Linked DNA regions of Homo sapiens: region 1 is linked to region 2. Evidence: chromatin loops called from intact Hi-C (ENCODE). Cell type or tissue: Caco-2. All regions are shown on one strand. Links, peaks and the distances in the headings refer to the core of each region. The heading gives the core; the rest is flanking DNA.

Region 1 (11,207 bases), core at 2,651-7,650, 190 kb after region 2:
CATCTAGATTCCAAAGCCACACAAAAATGTTGCACATAGCTATCTTTTGCTTATATGTATGCTTTCACTTCCTTTTACTATTGCAGTTGCTAATTTTAAAGTACATCTAGCCGGGGCCAGTGGATCACGCCTGTAATCCCAGCACTTTGGGAGGCAGAGGCAGGTGGATCACTTGTGGTCAGGAGTTCAAGACAAGCCTAGCCAACATGGCAAAACCCCGTCTCTACTAAAAATACAAAAATTAGCCAGGCATGGTGGTGTGGGTCTGTAGTCCCAGCTAGTTGAGAGGCTCAAGCAGGAGAATCATTTCAACCCAGGAGGTGGAGGTTGTAGTGAGCTGAGATCGCACCACTGTACTCCAGCCTGGGCAACAGAGCGAGACTCTGTTGAAAAGAAAAGAAAAGGGGAAGGGAAAGGGAAGGGAAGGGAAGGGGAAGGGGAAGGGAAGGGAAAGGGAATGGAAGGGAAGGGGAAAGGAAGGGCAAGGGAAGGGGAAGGGGAAGGAAAGGGAAGGGAAGGGAAAGGGAAGGGGAAGGAAAGGGAAGGGAAGGGGAAGGGAAGGGAGGGGAAGGGAAGAGGAAAGGAAGGGGAAGGGAAGGGGAAGGGGAAGGGAAGGGGAAGGAAAGGGAAGGGAAGGGGAAGGGAAGGGGAAGGGAAGGGGAAGGGAAGGGGAAGGGAAGGGAAGGGGAAGGGAAAGGAAGGGAGGGGAAGGGAGGGGAGGGGACACTGTCTTCGTTAGTCTCCCCGACACACACCTTCTTAGCAGGTAACCCATCCTCCAGCCTTGGGAATTATAAAGGCTCATTCCCTCCAGCGAGATGCAGGCAAAAATGCACAGAATGCCAGCTCAGAGTCAAAGGAAAGCAAAGCAACTCATCAGAGTACAACGGTTTTGAAACAAGCTTCTTAGCTCTTACCTGGGCGATTGTATCCTGCTGAGTCCTGGGTGGGGATTGGGTACATTGGTGATGGGCCAGGGTAGAGGTGGGGAGCTTGTGGGTGCCCATAAGAGTTCACTGCCAAAGCAAGACAAGAGTTACTTGAGTTGGGGGGGGCGGGTCACTGTACTCAACAAAGCAGGGAAGAAAAAAATATACCCTTGCTCCCATCCTCCTTCTCTCTTCCCTGCCCTGTTCTGTAGCTCCTGCAGGCATGAAGGCTTTCTGCAGAAGCTGTCAGTCCTCACCACTGAGGGTAAAAAGAAATGGATAGTACAATTGTGAAATAGGAAAGATATAAGGAAGAAAAATATAGAAACACAGGGCCAGGTATGGTGGCTCATGCCTGTAATCCCAACACTTTGGGCAGCCGAGGTGGGTAGATCCCTTGAGTCCAAGAGTTTGAAGATAGCCTGGGCGACACGGTGAAACCCCAGCTATACACAAAATACAAAAAAAAAATTAGCTGGGCATGGTGGTACACACCTGTAGTCCCAGCTACTCAGGAGGCTAAAGTGGGAGGATCACCTGAGCTCCAGGGGTCAAGGTTGCAGTGAGCCGTGATCACACCACTGCACTCCAGAGCCTGGGCGACAGAGCGAGACCCCATCTCAAAAACAAAAAGCAAGAAACAGGAACATAATCATGACATCTCTCTCATTTCACTAGTTTGAACATCACATAAGCATAGAACCACCATTTCATCCGGTATCACCCAGGCGGTAGGGATTACTGAGACGCAAATTTAAAATACAGCCTTTCTCTAACAAATCTCCTCCCTTTTCTTAAACAATTCTGATCTCCCAAACTGAGGTCTAAAAAGGAATCATACAGTCTATTTCTTTTGCATTTTTCAGTTTAGGACTTCACTGATTCAACAGATATTCAGTCAACTGATAAACTAGTTCCACTGCTCAATTTGGGTCACTGCCCCATAAAATCCTTTCTCTCAGTTCTCTTTTGCCTTTCTCCTATGCTTCCTTTTCAACATAGTCTCCACCTCCATGGCAACTGGCTTGGTGCAGTACCTTGGCTCATGGCTGACTCCTGTTTGCCACTGGTGAGGGCACAGGAGTCAGCAATACGGGCAGGGGCTGGTGGGCGGTGGGTACCCCCTTGAGGGGGCACGTGACCAGTCTGAGTAAGGAAGTGGTTGAGGGAGTCACACAGATTGGCAATGTGATGCTGGTCGAGGGTCCAGTTCTTCTGCTCTGCCTGTCGTAGACTCTCCATCAGTTCTACAAAGAGGGAAGCAAGCAATGCAAACCTTGCAGAGGTAGGAAGCCCCTATCAGACCCCGCCCTATCTCACTGTTCCAAACACACCATCAATCACCCCCACTGATAACGGGCACTAACAATAACAATTTATATCTTTCAGAGCTCTGCATTTTCAAACTCTCATTCTATTTGATCCCTTACCAAATTCTTATAATTGCCATCTTACTGATGAGTAAGATAAACTTTCAATGTGACTGAGTGACTCAGCCAAGGTCACACTGTCAGTGAGTGGTGACAAAACTACAAAATCGTGGTCCACGGTCTCTAAATTCCTGAGGGCCTTCTCCCTCCCAAAGACAGAATGGACTAGGATTATTCACTGCCACATTTTCAGTTAAGACAAGATTAATTTGAGTTAATTTGAAAATAATGTAAATATGATCCATCTTGTGTAAAAAGAAAGAAAAACAATGAAATCCTCATTTCTGCAACTTCATTTAACCACCCCCTTCCGGTTCCAGTTTCTACTGGGTTTTCCCTTACAGTGTATCCCTCTCTTCCTTCGTCCTTTGATCACTAACCTGAGAATTGTGACTGCTCAATGCTGGACCAATTGAGCCGATTCACCATCTTGAAGCTTTCCTTTAAAGAGTCAATATTAGAGCACCAGTCAGAAGGAAAGGCTGTAAAGAGGAGGGGAAAGTGGATAATAAGATAGAGTGAAGTGTAAGACAGCAGTCAACTGATACCAGGCTGACTACATGCAAGATTCTTGCATCTATACAGATTAGCAGTTGCATTTCCAAGTTTTGGACTCTCCCTCCCTGGGAGTTTAGGACTGGAAAAGCTAGCTACGCTTTAAGTACAGCCAGGCTCATAGTCAGGAGAATATGTAAAACAATCTCAATTGATCCAGGAATTCTATAAGACAGAGCTCTAAGTAGTAACTTTGTTCAGATTAGCTCACATGAAGGAGCGAAGCCTAAAAGACCCATCATTAACTTCCTAACTAACTGCACCTCCATGCCGGTGTTAGGACAAGGACATCACCCCACCCTCCTCTAGATCACTGTGCACCCTCCTTACTCACCAAAGCCAGTGTTGTTGATGGGAGCCTGGCCTTGTGCCTGTGGCTGTGGAGGTGGTGGCTGCTGGGCAGGGTGGGAGTGGGGATGGTGCTGATGAGGGTGGTAGCCTCCATGCTGCAGCGGGGGTGGATGCATGGCCATTACAGGGGGAGGCCCATAGCCTTCCGCCCCAGCTTGCTTTCCCCCTGGTGGGGTACAACCATCTGTGCTTGGGGTGTGCAGTGGAGGAGCACCCCCTACAGCTGAGGGGCCCTGGGCAGGTGCCTGCTGCTGCTGTGGCTGGGACTGCTGGGGAGGTGGCTGTGGCGGCTGCTGCTGCTGCTGCTGCTGTTGAGGTGGCGGTGGCTGCTGCTGCTGATACATGTAGTAGTTGTTCGAGGGTGGGATGTCCCCCAGGAGAGAAGAAAAGCCTGCAGGTGGGGAGGAAGCAGGCAAGTGACTTAAGCAATGCATTTTTCACAAAATGGGATTTTCCCTGGGTTGAGATGGGAAGCCTCAGACTAAAACTGTGGAGTTAAAAGGGTAAGAACATTCTAGGGCAGCAAAGATCCCTGTGGCCCTCCTGGCAGGTACAAGAGACAGGAAGGCACTTAGGTTAGAGGAGGGCCCTGACAGTGTGGAGACCACTGAAATCTTACTAAAAAGGTCAGTGTGTAGCATTTAATGCTACTTTTTAGGGATTTGGCTGAAGGCCTGAAATCACAGTTTCCCAGCAGGTGAACTTTAAAAAGGAAACCATCCCTGGTCATCTAGTGTTTAGGGAAAAAAAAAAAAGTAAATCAGAAACAAAACAAAGCCATCAGTTGTCTACTATCTCCTCTTCCTTCCGTTTTTTGTTTTTTGAGACAGAGTTTCGCTCTTGTTGCCCAGGCTGGAGTGCAATGGTGCGATCTCGGCTCACCGCAACCTCCGCCTCCCAGGTTCAAGCAATTCTCCTGCCTCAGCCTCCCGAGTAGCTGAGACTACAGGTGTGTACCACCACGCCTGGCTAATTTTGTATTTTTAGTAGAGACGGGGTTTCTCCATGTTGAGGCTGGTCTCGAGCTCCTGACTTCAGGTGATCCGCCCACTTTGGCCTTCCAAAGTGCTGGGATTACAGGCATGAGACACCACGACCGGCCCCTTATTTTCTCTACACTCTGCTACTGCCAAGTCATTCCTGTACCCTCTATAAACAAATGTAGCTTGGGTAAGGAGCAGAGACAGGATGGAGTTATTTCTCAAGCAGACAGGCTGGGAAGAACAAAAGTCTGAGACTAGGGGCTTTCGGTCACAATAAAACTTGAGTGAACTCTAGGCTGTCCTCACCCAATCTAATTTTTTACTTTATTTCTGACAGTTTCTCATGTTCCCTCCTCCAATCAACCAACCACCTGAGTCGGATTCATTTTTTGAGCAAATGCTACAGTCTTGGACACTACTCTAGGAATTGATCCCCTGTGATATACAAGAAGAAATTCATGAAAATGAATATAAGTTTTCCAAAAAGTGACTCCTAACCAGTTTTTATCATTCCATTCAGCCCCTGCTGCCAACATAGGGCTACTGCACAGAATGAGAAGGTCTAATGCCTCACCTGAAATCAACTTCACCACTGTCTCTAAGTTATTTAAAAAACGAACACACAGATATTGCAGAGGGCCGAACCAGATGTTCTCTCAAGGGGCCTCCCAGTAAAAACTTTAAGTCATTCTCATATGATAATTAGGAAAATGTGCACGGACAAGATACTAGCTGATATTAAGGATGTATTATCAATTATGTTAGGAATGATAATGTCATGGTAGATAACTAGAAGAAAGTCATCATTTAGAGGTGTATATCGAAGTTGTATTTATGAGTGGAATGACATGGTATATGTGAATTCCATTAAATTACTCCAATTTTTAGAAGGCTCAGTGGTAAACAAAACAAGCCTAATAAAATACTGATAACTTAAAGTTGGGGGATGGAACACAGGGGTTTATTATATTTTTCTCCACACTTTTGCATCTGTTTGCAATTTTTCACAATAAAAGTAACATAAATGTAAATACACTAAAAAGAAACTGTTCTCACAATGAAACGCAGGGATTCTTCAGGAGAGGGTACTGCTGCTGCCCCCTCGTGGTCGTCCTCCAAATGACTCACTTGCAGCCCTAAAATCACTGCCCTTAGTCCTGGAAGGGGCAATCCTCCAATTCACTTTCTGAAGCTATTAGCCTAGCTTGCCTCCTGAAACAGCTGTATTTGCACAAGGACAGATGAGCTCACTTGACTCCAAACAGTTTTAGTTCATGAAATATTTCCTCTGAGTAGTGATACCTCTCTTTGTGTTAAAAATAAGAAATATGGGTCAGGCACAGTGGCTCACGCCTGTAATCCCAGCACTTTGGGAGGCTGAGGTAAGTGGATCACCTGAGGTCAGGAGTTCAAGACCAGCCTGGCCAACGTGGTGAAACTCCGTCTCTACTAAGAAATATAAAAATTAGCCAGGCGTGGTGGCGGGAGCCTGTAATCCCAGCTAATTGGGAGGCTGAGACAGAAGAATTGCTTGAACCTGGGAGGCGAAGGTTGCAGTGAGCCGAGATCGCGACACTGCTCTCTAGCCTGAGCAACAAAGAGCGAAACTGTGCCTCAAAAAAATAAAGAAAGAAATATGGCCGGGCACGGTGGCTCACGCCTGTAATCCCAGCACTTTGGAAGGCCAAGGTGGGTGGATCACTTGAGGCCAGGAGTTCGAGACCAGCCCAGCCAACGTGGTGAAACCCTGTCTCTACTAAAAATACAAAACTTAAGCCAGGCACAGTGACTCATGCCTGTAATTCCAACACTTTGGGTGGCCAAGGCAGGCAGATCACCTGAGGTCAGGAGTTCGAGACCAGCCTGGCCAACATGGTGAAACCCTGTCTCTACTAAAAGTACAAAAATTAGCTGGGTGTGGCATGCGCCTGTAGTCTGAGCTACTCGGGAGGCTGAGGAAGGAGAATTGCTTGAACCCGGGAGGCGGAGGTTGCAGTGAGCCGAGATTGCGCCACTGCACTCCAGCCTGGGCGACAAGAGCGAGACTCCATCTCAAAAAAAAAAAAAAAAATACAAAAATTAGCCAAGCGTGGTAGCACGTGCCTGTACTCCCAGATACTCGAGAAGTTGAGATGACAGAATTGCTTGAACCCGTGAGGCGGAGGTTGCAGTGAGCTCAGATCGTGCCACTGCACTCCAGCTTGGACGAAAGAGTGAGACCCTGTCTCACAAAAAATAAAAATAAAAAACTAAGGGAAAAAAGAAAATGTCACCCCACTTGTTCAACAAGATAAAAAAGTCTCCCTGCACCCATCCCAACTCCAGACTCACCGTGCTGAGAGGAGGAAGAGGACTTCTCCAGCATGGACTTATAGAGGTTGCGGAAGGACCAGCTTAGATCCTGAAAGTTGATCTCTGAGTAGGAGAATTTAAAGTCATGGTTGGTGTTATAGAGGGGAGGGGGACCCTCAGCACTTTCTCGGCCTGAAGCCCCTGCTGCCACTGCTCCACCATCCACAGATCCTGTGCCCTGCAAAAACAGGTAAGAAATTCCTGATCAGTGTCCCAGCTGAGGGACCAATAAAACCCTTCAATGGTCACCAGGCTCTCCTGTCTGTCCTCTTCATCCTCGCCTAGCTCTTCAATGACCCAGCATCATTTTCTCCTTCTTTCCTCATTAGTTCTTATCTTGAATCTACCCTCTTTCTCTCATCAGTCTCCATTTCTTCTTTTTTGTTTGTTTGTTTGTTTCTGAGGCAGGGTCTCGCTCTGTCGCCCAGGCTCCACCTCCCCGGTTCAAGTGATTCTCATGCCTCAGCCTCCCAAGTAGCAGGAACTATAGGCACATGCCACCACGCCCAGCTAATTTTGTATTTTTGTAGAGATGGGGTTTTGGCATGTTGGATAGGCGGGTCTCAAGCTCGTGGACTCACGTGATCCGCCTGCCTCGACCTCCCAAAGTGCTGACATTACAGGCATGAGCCACTGTGCCCAGCTTTTTTTTCCTGATGTTTCTCAAAGTTCTGCTATGCCTTTCTATTTCTCTCTCTCTCTATTTCCCTCTTTTGCCTTCCCCTTCCTTCTCAATTTATCTGCCTCATATATCACAGATACTCAATACATAATTCTGAATAAACAGGGAGACATCTGAATCTATTCACCACCCATCCCATGACCCCTGCCATATCTGCTTCCTACCTGGCTGTAGCTGGCTATAGATGTGGGGCTCTGAAGTGACATCTGCGGATTCCCCTCAGGAGGCAGTGAGGCTTCTCCACTCCCTGCAACGCCTCCCCGTGGGCTCTTGCTTGCCTCCTGTTCTGGTGAGTCTTGGGACAGCTGAGGGTTGTGAAAAAAAAGAAATCTATAAGCAGAGGCGCAATATCCTCCCAAGACCCATGGTTTCCCCTCTGCTGGTATTCCTTCCACCTTTGCCTCTGAAAGGACTGAACGTCCATAAGAGGAGGTGGAAGGAGCAGCTGGCTCAGATATGGCATCTCCTCATGAGCTGGGAACTTACATCATCATCTGGAGGGTGTCTTCTCTTTCGGGAAATGTCAGGGCAGGTGTCAATTGTCCAATAGGAACCCTGGAAGGAGATCCCATTCCCACAGAAAACAAAATTGTTACATTCAGAACCTCCCAGGGTTCTGGGTATTAATGAAGAGCAAATTTGTCCTAGAAACTCACTGAGTATGCCAGAGGTAATCCTGTGGTCCAAACACAGGCCTCGATTGTTTTGGAGGGGCAGAACAATGGCATCTAGCTCAAAGAGCTGGAAATGTCCAGACACAGCCTCTCCCTTCCCTTCTGACCTGAGGCAAAACTTGCTTGGACTTTAGCATCCACATCTGTCAAATGGAGAGAATGATCCATCCCTTCTCTTTTACGGGGGAAACACCAGGGACTTTTGTATAGAGATGTTTGTACAAAGGTTATTAAGTCTACCTTTTACATCTAGGAAAAAAGAGTGCCACACAAAAAAGGGGGAGCATGAAAGTCAACTTTACACTAAGTATTTCTATTTTTTTAAAAAAAAGATTTCACAGTCTTTTTTTTTTTTTTTTTTTTTGAGATGGAGTTTCACTCTTGTTGCCCAGGCTGGAGTGCAATGGCACAATCTCAGCTCACTGCAACCTCTGCCTCCCAGGTTCAAGCAATTCTCCTGCCTCAGCCTCCTGAGTAGCTGGGATTACAGGCATGTACCACCACGCCTGGCTAATTTTTTGTATTTTTAGTACAGATGGGGTTTCACCATGTTGACTAGGCTGATCTTGAACTCCTGACCTCAGTTGATCCGCCCGCCTCGGCCACCTAAAGTGTTGGGATTACAGGCATAAGCCACCACGCCTGGCCTCACAGTCTTTCTCAGTCACCCATTCTACTGGGGGCCCATAAGCTTGACAACCAAGCTTCCTCTGAGAAAAAAATAAAGATGCTTCTCTAATTAGCATGATTTCCTCTTCTGGGTAATTAAAACAGCCACAGGACTCTGGACTGTCAACTACTTCACTCTCCTTCCTACTCCTCCTTTCAATGCTTACAGTAGTATCTTACCTTCCCAGGGTCATCCCGAGGTCTGGGCACCTTCCGGAAACACTTGTTGAGAGAAAGGTTGTGCCGTATTGAATTCTGGAGAGGCAGAGAAGCAAGTTAGGCCTGAGCATTATGCAGAGCAGAACATTTTCCAATAGAACACAGAGGGACACACAAAAAAACATAATACACCATGCAGTTGAAGTATCAGGGTAAGCTCAGTACCTCTTAACTACACCGATGGAGGGAATTATGCATCAAATAGCAATAGCAATGAGATAAGAAAAATGCAGAGATTAAACTGATGGGAGGGAATGGCTATAAATTTGATTACTAATGCTTCTGAAAAAACTGATTATATAGTTTTTCAATCTTTCCAGCCGAGTAACAAGTATATAAATGCCTCACAATCACATCTGCCCAGTTCCTCAATCTACCCTACTGATAGCAAAAGAACAATGTTTTAAAACTTTTTATATAAATTGAGTGAAACAAAAACACAGATCACCTTCATTTTCTCAATAGCCCATAGAATGTTCACATTTGGAGGAAAGAAATATTGTATAAGTGTGTTGGGGTCAGGCGTGGTGGCTCACGCCTATAATTCCAACACTTTGGGAGGCTGAGGTGGGCTGATCACCTGAGGTCAGGAGTTCGAGACCAGCCTAGCCGACATGGTGAAACCCCGTCTCTACTAAAAATACAAAAATTAGCCAGGCGTGGTAGCACATGTCTGCAATCCTAGCTACTCAGGAGGCTGAGACAGGAGAATCGCTTGAACCCAGGAGGCAGTGGTGGCAGTGAGCCCAGATCATGCCACTGCACTCCAGCCTAGTGAACAAGAGCGAAACTCCGTCTCAAAAAAAAAAAAAAATGTGTGTGTTGGGTGGGATTGGGGATTATGGTAGCTAGCAGGGACATATTTACAAAGGGAAAGCTCAATGGGCCAGGCACAATGGCTCATGCCTGTAATTCCAGCATCTTGGGAGGCCGAGATGGGAAGATCACTTGAGTCTAGAAGCCTGAGGCCAGCTTGGGCAACACAGTGAGACCTCATTTCTACAAAATAAAAAAAAGTTCCTGTGCATGGTGGTGTATGCCTGTAGTCCCAGCTACTCAGGAGGCTTAGGTGGAAGGATTGCTTGAGCCCAGGTTCAAGCTGCAGTAAGCTGTGATTGTACCACTACAATCCAGCCTGGGTGACAGAGCAAGACCCTGTCTTAAAATTAAAAAAAAAAAAAAGAGAGGCTGGGTACGGTGGCTCACACCTGTAATCCCTGCACTTTGGGAGGCTGAGGCAGGAGGTGGATCATTTGAGGTCAGGAGTTCAAGACCAGCCCAGCCAACATGGTGAAACCCCGTCTCTATTAAAAATACAAAAAAAATTAGCTGGTTGCAGTGGCAGGCGCCTGTAATCCCAGCTACTCGGGAGGCTGAGGCAGGAGGATTGCTTGAACCCAGGAGGCGGAGGTTATGGTGAGCTGATATCACGCCACTAAACTCCAGTCTGGGGACAGTGAGACCCTGTCCCCCACCCCCACAAAAAAAAAAAGAAAAGAAAAGAAAGCTGAGTGCTTTCAATAGTCTCCAACTCACTACATGGTTTGTATGTCAACTGGGGATTTATAGAGTGAGAGAACTACATATAAAGTTCCTATTCCTACTCAACAATTGACAAATGAGCTACTGCTCCAAAAAATTGAGCCTATCAGCCTTCTTGCTTTGCTTAGGAGAGGAGCCCCTTCTTTCTTCATCTCCAGCCAAACAACTTAACTTCTCATTACTTGCTTGGTAGCCAGCTGTTTGTAAAGAACCTAATTATATTATGATTTTTCTTGGAATGCAGCTTTTCAAAAGATGATGACTGTGCAATGGAGCTATGGAAATCTGATGCTCTAGATTAGACTCCTACCTCTAGGTAGGAAGGAGTGATGCCATGCCTTGCACAGTGACTGGAACATCGTAGAATGGCAATAAACATTTGTGAAATGAGTGAATATCCTCTTTGAGGGATCAGAAGACAAGAGGATGTGGGCCGGGTGCAGTGGCTCATGCCTGTAATCTCAGCACTTTGGGAGGCTGAGGCGGGTGGATAATGAGATCTGGAGTTCGAGACCAGCCTGGCCAACATAGCGAAACCCTATCTCTACTAAAAATACAAAAAATCAGCCGGGCACGGTGGCGGGCACCTGTAATCCCAACTACTCAGGAAGCTGAGGCAGGAAAATCGCTTGAACCTGGGAGGTGGAAGTTGCAGTGAGCCGAGATCATGCCATTGCACCCCAGCCCAGGCGACAGTACGAGACTCTGTCTCAAAAAAAAAAAAGAAGATAAGAGGGTGTGATGAGCAACAGCGTCCTGCCATCCCCATCACTATACTTAATGGCTTGGAGTTTCCCTAATATACCTTATAAAAGTTGTTC
Region 2 (8,784 bases), core at 3,664-8,663:
CACTTCTTCCACGAGCCCCTGAGCCCCTGGAGGGCCTGGACCACACCTACTTTTTCTCACCGTTACATCTCCCTTGTCAGGCACATGGTAGGCGCTTAATAAGTATTTTTGATGAACGAATGGCTTGTTTGGTGACAGTCCAAAGGCTGGGGGACAGAGGGAAAGCTCCCTCGTTTCGGGCCCCAGACGGGTGGCGCTGATGGAGAGGAGGTTAGGATAAGGCCTCCAGGACCGAAGCGCGCACCCGTAAGGCCTCTGCTAAAAAGACCTTCCTGAAGGCGGAGGAACTGCGAGAGTGCCTACGTTAGCCCAAGACCTGACCCGTCGATCCCAGGGACCCTCACCCTAACTGGCCCCGCCTCCCGGGCCCCAAACTCGGACTCCGCCCCGCCCGAAGCTCCGGATCCTGGGGCCCGCCCCTGGCCCCGCGTAGGCAGACCGTGGGCTCGCTCCTGGGCCTGCCTCAAACCCTCCGCAGGTAACGCCTCCCGAACTTGAGCCACATTCCGATCCTCTCCTCAAACCCCTCCCCGTTTCCCACACCCTGGACCCCTCGCTCCGTCTCGGCCCCGCCCCAAGCCCAGCTAGGTCTCGGACCCTGAGCCCAGCCCCGACCAGCCTCCCAGTCCCTGGGTCCCTCCCGCCACCGGCCCCTCCCTAAGCTCCGCCTCCCAGGGCCCGCCTCCTGAGCGCAGCCCAGCCGGGACTCGGCACCGCCTCCCGGACCCTGGGCCCCTCCCCACGTGGGCCCGTCCTAAGCTCCGCCTCCCAGAGTCCGCGCACCGCCTGGCCATGTGCCAAGACATAGTCAACGCCCCGCCCCTGCCCCGCCTCCTGAGCCCTTCTCTGGGTCTGGCCTTAGCCCCGCCCTAAGACCTGTCTCCTGGGCTCTGCTCTGAGTCCCGCCTCCTGAACCCAATGGCGTTTATCCCCGCCCTAATGCCCGCCTCCAGGACTCTTATCCTGCCCCCACGCAAGGCACTGCCTCCAGGACGCCACCAACCTGGACGCTTCCGAAGCCCAGCTTCCAGGATCGCCCTATCCTGGCCCCGCCCCAAGACCCGCCAACCTGGTCTCTACCCAGGACCTGCCCCAGTGAGGCTTATCCTGGCCCTACCCCAGGCCTCGCCCTCATGGCGCTCATCCTGGCCCCACCCCAGGCCCCGCCCTCCTAAGGCTCACCTTAGCCCCGCCCTAGAGTCCGCCCCCAGGACGCACCTCCTGACCCTACCCCCCAGGCCCCGCCCCCTCCCTGCCCCCGCGCACTGCCCCGGACCCGCCCCCTCTTCAGTCCAGGCCGGCTTCCTCCAGGTCTCCCGGCAACGCTGCGGCCCCGCCCACGTCATGGCGCCCGAGGAGAACGCGGGATCGAACTCTTGCTGCAGGGTTTCGATCGCCGCTTCCTGGCGGCGCGCACACTGCGCTCCTTCCCCTGGCATGTGGGCGGCGGGGCGAGCGGAGAGGCCCGCGGGGCTCGCGGGAGTCCAGGGGCAGACGGGATGGGTCTCCGTGCTGAAACCCCCGGCGCTCCGGCTACGTGAGTTCCTGGGCTCTCCCCGGTCAGGGCCGCCAGACCCGGTTCCGTCCCTGGGGCCTGGCCAGAGTCGCTCGCACCCCTTCTGCCCCGCGAGCTGGCGGCGGAAGCTGGGGGTGTCTCCACCGCCTTGGGGGGCAGACGCGCGCTCGGTGTGGGGTACAGTTCACGATCCTTTTCACGACTTTTAAAAGGCAGTAATCGTTCTGGTCACTGGGACACTGGGACACAGCTGCACTCGCCCATTCTAAAAAGTCAGCGCCCTCAGGCCCGCGGGTAACCACCTCCTCCTGAGCGCGGTGGCCAGATCACAGGCTGTGCCTCGTGCCTCAGTGTTCTCATCTGTATGTCGAGCACTGCACAGAATTGGCTCATGCGCTGAGGCTTTCACACCTGTGATGGAAGAGAAAGAGAAGGGGGTGGCCTCTCCTCTCCCTGGGGACCTGCCATTCTCAGCACAGGCGCATGGCAGGCAGCAGCCTCCCTTCTGCCAGCAGAGGGGCTTAATGCACCCCGCTCCATTTGTAATTCATGTGCAGTGAGCTCACTGGGATGAGTCAGTTTGGATATATATTCCTCCCTGGGTCTGCCCCATTTTATGGGGTGTTGCTTAATCATTTGCATTCTTCCATTGACATAAAATATTTAGCACTCAGAGATCATTTCTGGTCAGGAGAAATTTGTGCATTTTTAATCCAAAATAGAAACCTTCATAAAAGCATCATAGGTCTCCATTCAATATTGACTATAATTGTTCACATGCCCACGCTGAATGCTAACTTGGGCTCACCCTCAACACCCACGAGGTGGGTACTATTATTATCACTCACATTTGACCAGAGGGATTGTTTGATTAGGGTGAAGTAGTTGAGAGTTCAGACCCAGGAGACAGCCTGCCTGCTTCGAATCCTGGCCCAACCCCTTGCCCTGTGTGACCTTGGGCAAGTGACTGCATCTCTCTGTGCTATTGTTTTCTTATTAATGGGGGATATAATGATACCTACCTCTTAGGGTTGTTGTCAGCGTTGAGTACAAAAGCCTGTGGATCAGTGCCTGGCTCATGGTAAATGCATGTCGGTGTTAGCTAGTGTTTTATTCAGTCTCAAAATGTTTAATAAATGCCTTCCGTGAGCCAGGCACCATGGATCAGCAGTACCCATGATAGATGAGGCTCTGCTTGCATGGGAGAGCCAGAGAATAAACAGATAAATGAATAAACAAGAAAAGACCAGATGAGAGTGGCTTTAAAGCCAATAAAACAGGGAAATGGTGAATGGAGCAACTGGGGAGAAGAGTCACCAAAGTCAGGGAATCATGGAAGCTTTCCCCAAAGAGGTGGCATTTGAACTGGGGCCTGAGTGGTGAAGCAGCCAGCCATGGGAAGGGTTTGGGGAACAGGATATGCAAAGGCCCTGTGGTGGAAACAAGCCAGCTGTGGTTGAGGAACAACAGCAAGGCAGCCAGTGTGGCTGGAGTGGAGTGAGCAGGGTGGGCCAGGGGTGAGGGAGAACAGGCCAGAGAGAGGGATTAGCACCAGGTCTTGTAGGGCTTTTTATGGCATAGAAGGAGCTCTGAAGCAATGAAGTGCCTTGCCGTGTGCCACATGCCAGCCGAGACAGTCTGCCTAACTCGGGAGCCAAAGTTCGCTGCTGGGCTTGAGGCCCCTATAAGAGGACAATGTAACCCAGGCTGGTATGGGCACATTCTGCATTTCCACTTAAACTCAGATGGCAAGCCCATCAAACCTTGGTGCCATGGCTGCCCTGGTAATTCCTGGCTGACCAGTGCAACCAGGGAGCTGGCCCATGACCTGGGTGGCAGCTGAGTAGCCAGGACTCATGCGGCCAAGAGTCAGCCTTCTTCCTGTGACTCATCCAGGTGCACCCTGCGACATCTGAAGGTCAGGCTTTCAGCCGCTGTGGCTTCCACTTCCAACTGGCTCCACGTCCCCAGGGAGGGATCACATAGAGCTTTGCCAACACATTCTATTGCGTGTTTTAATGTTCCTGTGAATGCGCCCTTGAGATTTCTCCCTCCCCCGTCCACACTGAGCTTAGAAGCAAAGTTAAGAGACTCATCAGATTCTGAGCTGCTGCGGGATATTTTGCAGAAGGTAAGAATCCCAGAGTCCCTGGGACTCATGACTCTGCCTCCTGAATCTCTCCGGAAGACCTGAGAGAAGAACCACAGGTGTGCTTGTACCCTTTAAAAACAGCCCTCTTCAAAGAACAAAACCATTGAGTCAGCACTGCAGGTGGGTGTCAGCACCTCCGACAGCTCCTGCGCTTTCGTTTTCTATCTAAGACTTAGACAAAGACATCAGAATATACAAAAATCTGCAAGAGGGGGGAAATCTAGGGAATGTTTTTTAAACCATCCACAGCAAAAACAGAGATGACAGGTGCAAAACAGCTTCTAGCATTTGGTAGATGCTCAGAGACTTTCTTTTTTGCATTCATGAGGCCTGTCCCACCCACTCCTGTCTCTTCTAGACCTAAATGGGCCCTTGCTTTGCCCAGGGTGGGGTTTGGACTCAAGTGCATCTGCATGCAGGTGAGAGCCAGGATCACCACCCGGCCCAGCCACAGCCTGACCTTGGCCTTGAGGGCCAAGTGCAGATCACCCTGCATCCTGGGTCTTCACCTTCGAAGGGCCATGAGCCCTTCTGAAAAGACAAAGCAATAGACTCCCTCCCAGAAAGAAGTGCACCAAAAGAATACCTTTTCCATACAAACTCAGGGGAGGCAGACATCCTCCACTCCCACCCACCCAGCCCATCCTAGGAGCCCCGGAAAAGAATTCCTGTGCTAGAGGTGAACCAAGATTATCCACGTGGAAAAGATGCAGCCACAGCAGGGAAGACTTTCGGGGCAATACAGTAGGTCAGGGCTTCGAGCATGGAGATACCTGAAGTTGTCTTGCACCTTGCTCTGAGTTTCACCCTGAGCCTCACTCTGGTAGGTGGTGAAGCATGAGATATAGGGAGAGCTGCTTTAAAACCCAGCACAAGGCTGGGTGCACTGGCTCACACCTGTAATCCCAGGTCTTTGGGAGGCTGAGGTGGACGGATCACCTAAGGTCAGGAGTTCAAGACCAGCCTAGCCAACATGGCAAAAACCCATCTCTACTAAAAATAAAAAAATTAGCTGGGCATGGCGGTGCACGCCTATAGTCCCAGCTACTCAGGAGGCTGAGGCAGGAGAATCGCTTGAACCCAGGAGGCGGAGGCTGCAGTGAGCCAAGATCTGGCCATTGCACTCCAGCCTGGGCAACAGAGCGAGACTCTGTGTCAGAAAAAATGAAAAACCAGCACCAGCATGAAGAGCCTGTGTATTGCGTGGGGTACTTTGCTGCCCTTGGGCAGAATCTGCATCCCTCCCAGCCAGCAGGCGCTGCGGACCGTCTCCTCCCTCTCCCTCCAGGCTCCTGTTTTCCCGCCGTCCCCCCTCCTGCTGCACCAGTCCCTCTGCCCTCCGTTCCATGTGCCAGCCCGTGGCCACCTCAGAGCTTGCACAGGCTGTTCCCACTGCCTGGAACTTGCTCATCCTGCACTTGGCTTCTCTCGGCTTTAGCTGGAGTCACCCTGAGCGCCCCCTCCCCTCCATCCTGTCCCCAGGGACACATGATCCAAGAGAGCAGTTGCTGAGTGGGCCTTCCCACCTCTTCCATAGAGCCAGACAGTTGGCGACTGTCCTTACTGCAAACCCTGGTTCACACTGGCTCCCCTGGGAGGGAGGTGGTTGGGACCCACATGCCCTGTGTTCCTGCTCAGAATGGGCGTTAGAAATGCTGCCATAGCCTGTGCCACTGCAGTGGAAGCATTTTTAGGAAACGGCTTACATCTTAAGACGAACTTCAGATGCGTGGGGCCAGAACGCTGTGTCCATCTGCATCTTTGCTGAGGGATCAGGTAGCCTGGAGTTTGCCCTCTGTTGTGTTGGCTTGAAGCTCATAGGAGACTTAAGACGGGCTCTCGAGCAACCAACGTTCTGTCCTTTGCCGTAGACTGTGAAGCATCCTGTGTGTGTGTGAAGCACCCGCCGTCAGTCAAGTATGCCCGGTGCTTTCTCTCAGAACTCATCAAAAAGGTCAGTTATGGGCAGTGTCCGCCCAGTAGCCGGACAGCATAGCCACCTGCGTGCTGGAGCCCCCGTCCTTCCCAGGCCCTGGGCCTGCTTTGCAAACCCCAGCATGGCAGGGGCCTCCGCAGGCAACTGGCTGCAGCTGAGTGTGACCCATGGGAGACAGTGCAGGGTGGGAAGAAGGGGAGGCCAGCGTCTCTCCCTCACTCTGCCTCCTGGGGTTTCCACAGCAGCTGCTTCTCTGGGGCCCCATCTCCTAGCATATGAATTCTCATTCCTACCAGGCTGGTCCAGCCCACAACACTGGAACCCTCACTCACACCCTCTGTCCTGCCCGCCGAAGGGTTTGGAGTTTCCTGCTCTTGTCCGTCTCTGGGTTGCCCCACGGGCCCCTGTTGGAAGATTTAGCTCTTGCCATACCTTTGGAACTAGTTCCTCTGGTGAATTCTCTTCATTGATCCTGCTGGAATGAGCTCTTTCCTGACTGCTATAGGATGGATTTTATTTTTTACTTGTTTATTTACTTTTTTGAGACAGTCTCACTGTGGTGCCCAGGCTGGATTACCGTGGCACAATCTCGGCTCCCTGAAATCTCTGCCTCCTGGGTTCAAGCAATTCTCGTGCCTAGCCTTCTAAGAAGCTGGGACTACAGGCACACGCCACCATGCCTGGCTAATTTTTGTATTTTTAGTAGAAACAGAGTTTCACCATGTTGGCCAGGCTGGTCTCGAACTCCTGACCTCAGGTGATCCGCCTGCCTCGGCCTCCCAAAGTGCTGGGATTACAGGCATGAGCCACTGCACCTGGCCTAGGATGGATTTTAAAGATGGGCCTGAACATGCAGGGTTTGACAGGAGGATGTCGAGAAGCCGTTCCTTAGTAGGCAGTAGCAGACCTGCTGAGTGAAAGGGCCACACTTTTAGCAAATAAACAATCCCCTGCTTCTCCAATACCTGCTTTCTCCCTAGTCCTCCCCAAAAGGGTGCATCTGTGGTTGCCAGCCGGTCTGCCCTGTGCCACCACGAGAGGGCAGCAGTCACCCAGTGTACCCTGCTGCTGCCTTGTGAATCCTAGGACGGGGCCAGCTGTGGAGAAGCAGCCTGCTGACAGCCACAGCCTGCAGCATGGGCCGCCCTCACAGTTCTGCCTGGGCTCACTTAAAAGCACCTTTTGTTTTCCTCCTCTCTGTGTTTGATCCAAACACAGAGCTCTCTGTCATGGTCATGTGGCAGCTCTCACGGAATCCTTGTCTCCTGCCCTAGACTACACCTAACCCTCCCCTCTCAACACCTCTTGTTGAAGGCCCTCCCGTCCAGGTTTCCCTACGAAGTGGAATTATTTTTTTTTAGAGACAAGATCTCTGTTGCCCAGGCTGTCCTCGAACTCCTGGGCTCAAGCAGTCCTCCCATGTCAGCCTCTAGAGCAGCTGGAACTATTCGACACACACCACCACGCCCAACGAAGTGAATATTTTATATACCAGCTGGCCGGTATTACACCATTCCATCCCAAATCTCCCCTCCAAACTTGGTGAAAATCATCTGGCCATTTTTACAGATTAGTACGAAAGCAAACAAGCTCTCACTCTGTATGCCCCCAGCACGAGGCTGTCCACACGGAGCCTTTGGACGAGCTGTACGAGGGGCTGGCAGAGACTCTGATGGTCAAGGAGTCCACCCAGGGCCACCGGAGCTATTTGCTGGTATGAGAAGGGCACCCTCCTCCCCCTCACAGCCCAGATACCCTTCCTGCACAGAAAAAGTGAAAACGTGGGTGTGGGTTCAAATCCTGACTCACCCATTCTGCAGTCTTAGACATGAGGTCCATTAACCTTCTTTAGCCTCAGTTTCCCTGTCTGTAAATCAAGCACTTCAACAACAACAGCATGTCTCGTGGGGTTGTTGGGCATTTGTCCAATAGGTGACACACACTACCTGCTTCACAAGGACCTGGTGCTCAGTCCTCAAAGAATACTTGACAGGGCTGGACATGGTGGCTCATGCCTGTAATCCCAGCACTATGGGAGGCCAAGGTGGGTGGATCTGAGGTCAGGAGTTCGAGACCAGCCTGGCCAATATGGTGAAACCCTGTCTCTACTAAAAATACAAAAATTAGGCCAGGCGTGGTGGCTCATGCCTGTAATCCCAGCACTTTGGGAGGCTGAGGCAAGGGGATCACCTGAGGTCAGGAGTTTGAGACCAGCTTGGCCAACATGGTGAAACTCCATCTTTACCAAAAATACAAAAATTAGCGGGGTGTGGTAGTGGGGGCCTGTAATCCCAGCTACTCGGGAGGCTGAGGCAGGAGAATCTCTTGAACCCCGGAGGTGGAGGTTGTAGTGAGCCGAGATCGCGCTATTGCACTCCGGCCTCGGCAACGAGAGCGAATCTATGTCTAAAAAAAAAGTATAAAAATTAGCCAGACATGGTGGCACACGCCTGTAGTCACAGCTACTTGGGCAGGTGAGGCAGGAGAATTGCTTGAACCCAGGAGGCAGAGGTTGCAGTGAGCCAAGATCGTGCCACTGACTCCAGCCTAGGTGACAGAGCTCAAAAAAAAAAAAAAAAGATAAAACATAGATACAGAAAACCACAAAGGAAAAACATAGCATACTGAATCATCACAAGGCAGCCACCCCTTCATAGCCACACCCGGCCTCTGGCCACCACTGACCTGTGCTCCATCGCCAGAATTCCGTTGTCTCAGGAATGTTCGATGAATGGAATCCTGTGTGGCCTGAGATGAGTGTCTTTCATGCCACGTGACAATCTTGAGGCCCGTGAAAGCTGTTGGTATGTCAACAGTTAGCTGCTTCTCATTGCTGAGTGGCGATTGGTCCTGTCATGGTTTATTCAGCCATGTGGTGGATGGCTACTTGTCTTCTAAGCCACTTGCCTTCTGATCGCTGGACTGACTCTCTCGCCCTCTCTTGGTGCAGCCCTCGGGAGGCTCGGTCACAATCTCCGAGAGCACAGCCATCATCTCTCACGGTACCACAGGCCTGGTCACATGGGACGCCACCCTCTGCCTTGCAGAATGGGCCATCGAGAACCCAGCAGCCTTCACTAACAGGTGACCTCGGGGCACAGGGCAGGGCACCAAGGCAGGCTTACCCTGGTGCAGTCGAAGACACGGTCCCCTTTCCTCCCGCCAGGACTGTCCTAGAAC

Evidence for each region. Peaks named below come from ENCODE experiments on the same cell type or tissue, not always from the same donor. Only the 100,000 strongest peaks of a DNase experiment are listed, where the experiment ranks them.
Region 1: it touches region 2 in a loop (9-fold over the local background); 16 of 110 quality-filtered maps call a loop at or near these places.

The regions. Positions count from the first base shown.
Region 1 is chr12:8,040,331-8,051,537 of GRCh38, reverse strand. FOXJ2 (forkhead box J2) reads right to left here. Exons shown (of 11, transcript NM_018416.3): 3 at 8,806-8,880; 4 at 7,769-7,837; 5 at 7,447-7,587; 6 at 6,580-6,778; 7 at 3,249-3,656; 8 at 2,740-2,841; 9 at 1,967-2,176; 10 at 918-1,016. Among named protein-coding and RNA genes, the nearest start is that of FOXJ2, 13 kb to the right of the region's middle. In Caco-2, for the core only: CTCF peaks have their summits at 4,639 and 5,356 (motif pointing left); a DNase peak (open chromatin) is centred at 5,377.
Region 2 is chr12:8,235,505-8,244,288 of GRCh38, reverse strand. It overlaps LINC02449 (long intergenic non-protein coding RNA 2449), which reads right to left. Exons shown (of 3, transcript NR_120454.1): 1 at 8,290-8,784; 2 at 5,375-5,552; 3 at 1,725-1,927. It overlaps LOC112268090 (a long non-coding RNA gene), which reads right to left and starts at 266. Exons shown (of 7, transcript XR_007063199.1): 1 at 1-266. It also overlaps the pseudogene FAM86FP. RefSeq lists enhancers at 1-118, 6,226-6,726 and silencers at 311-360, 421-470, 561-940, 1,151-1,260, 1,421-1,600. In Caco-2, for the core only: CTCF peaks have their summits at 6,431 and 6,639 (motif pointing right); DNase peaks (open chromatin) are centred at 6,668 and 8,338.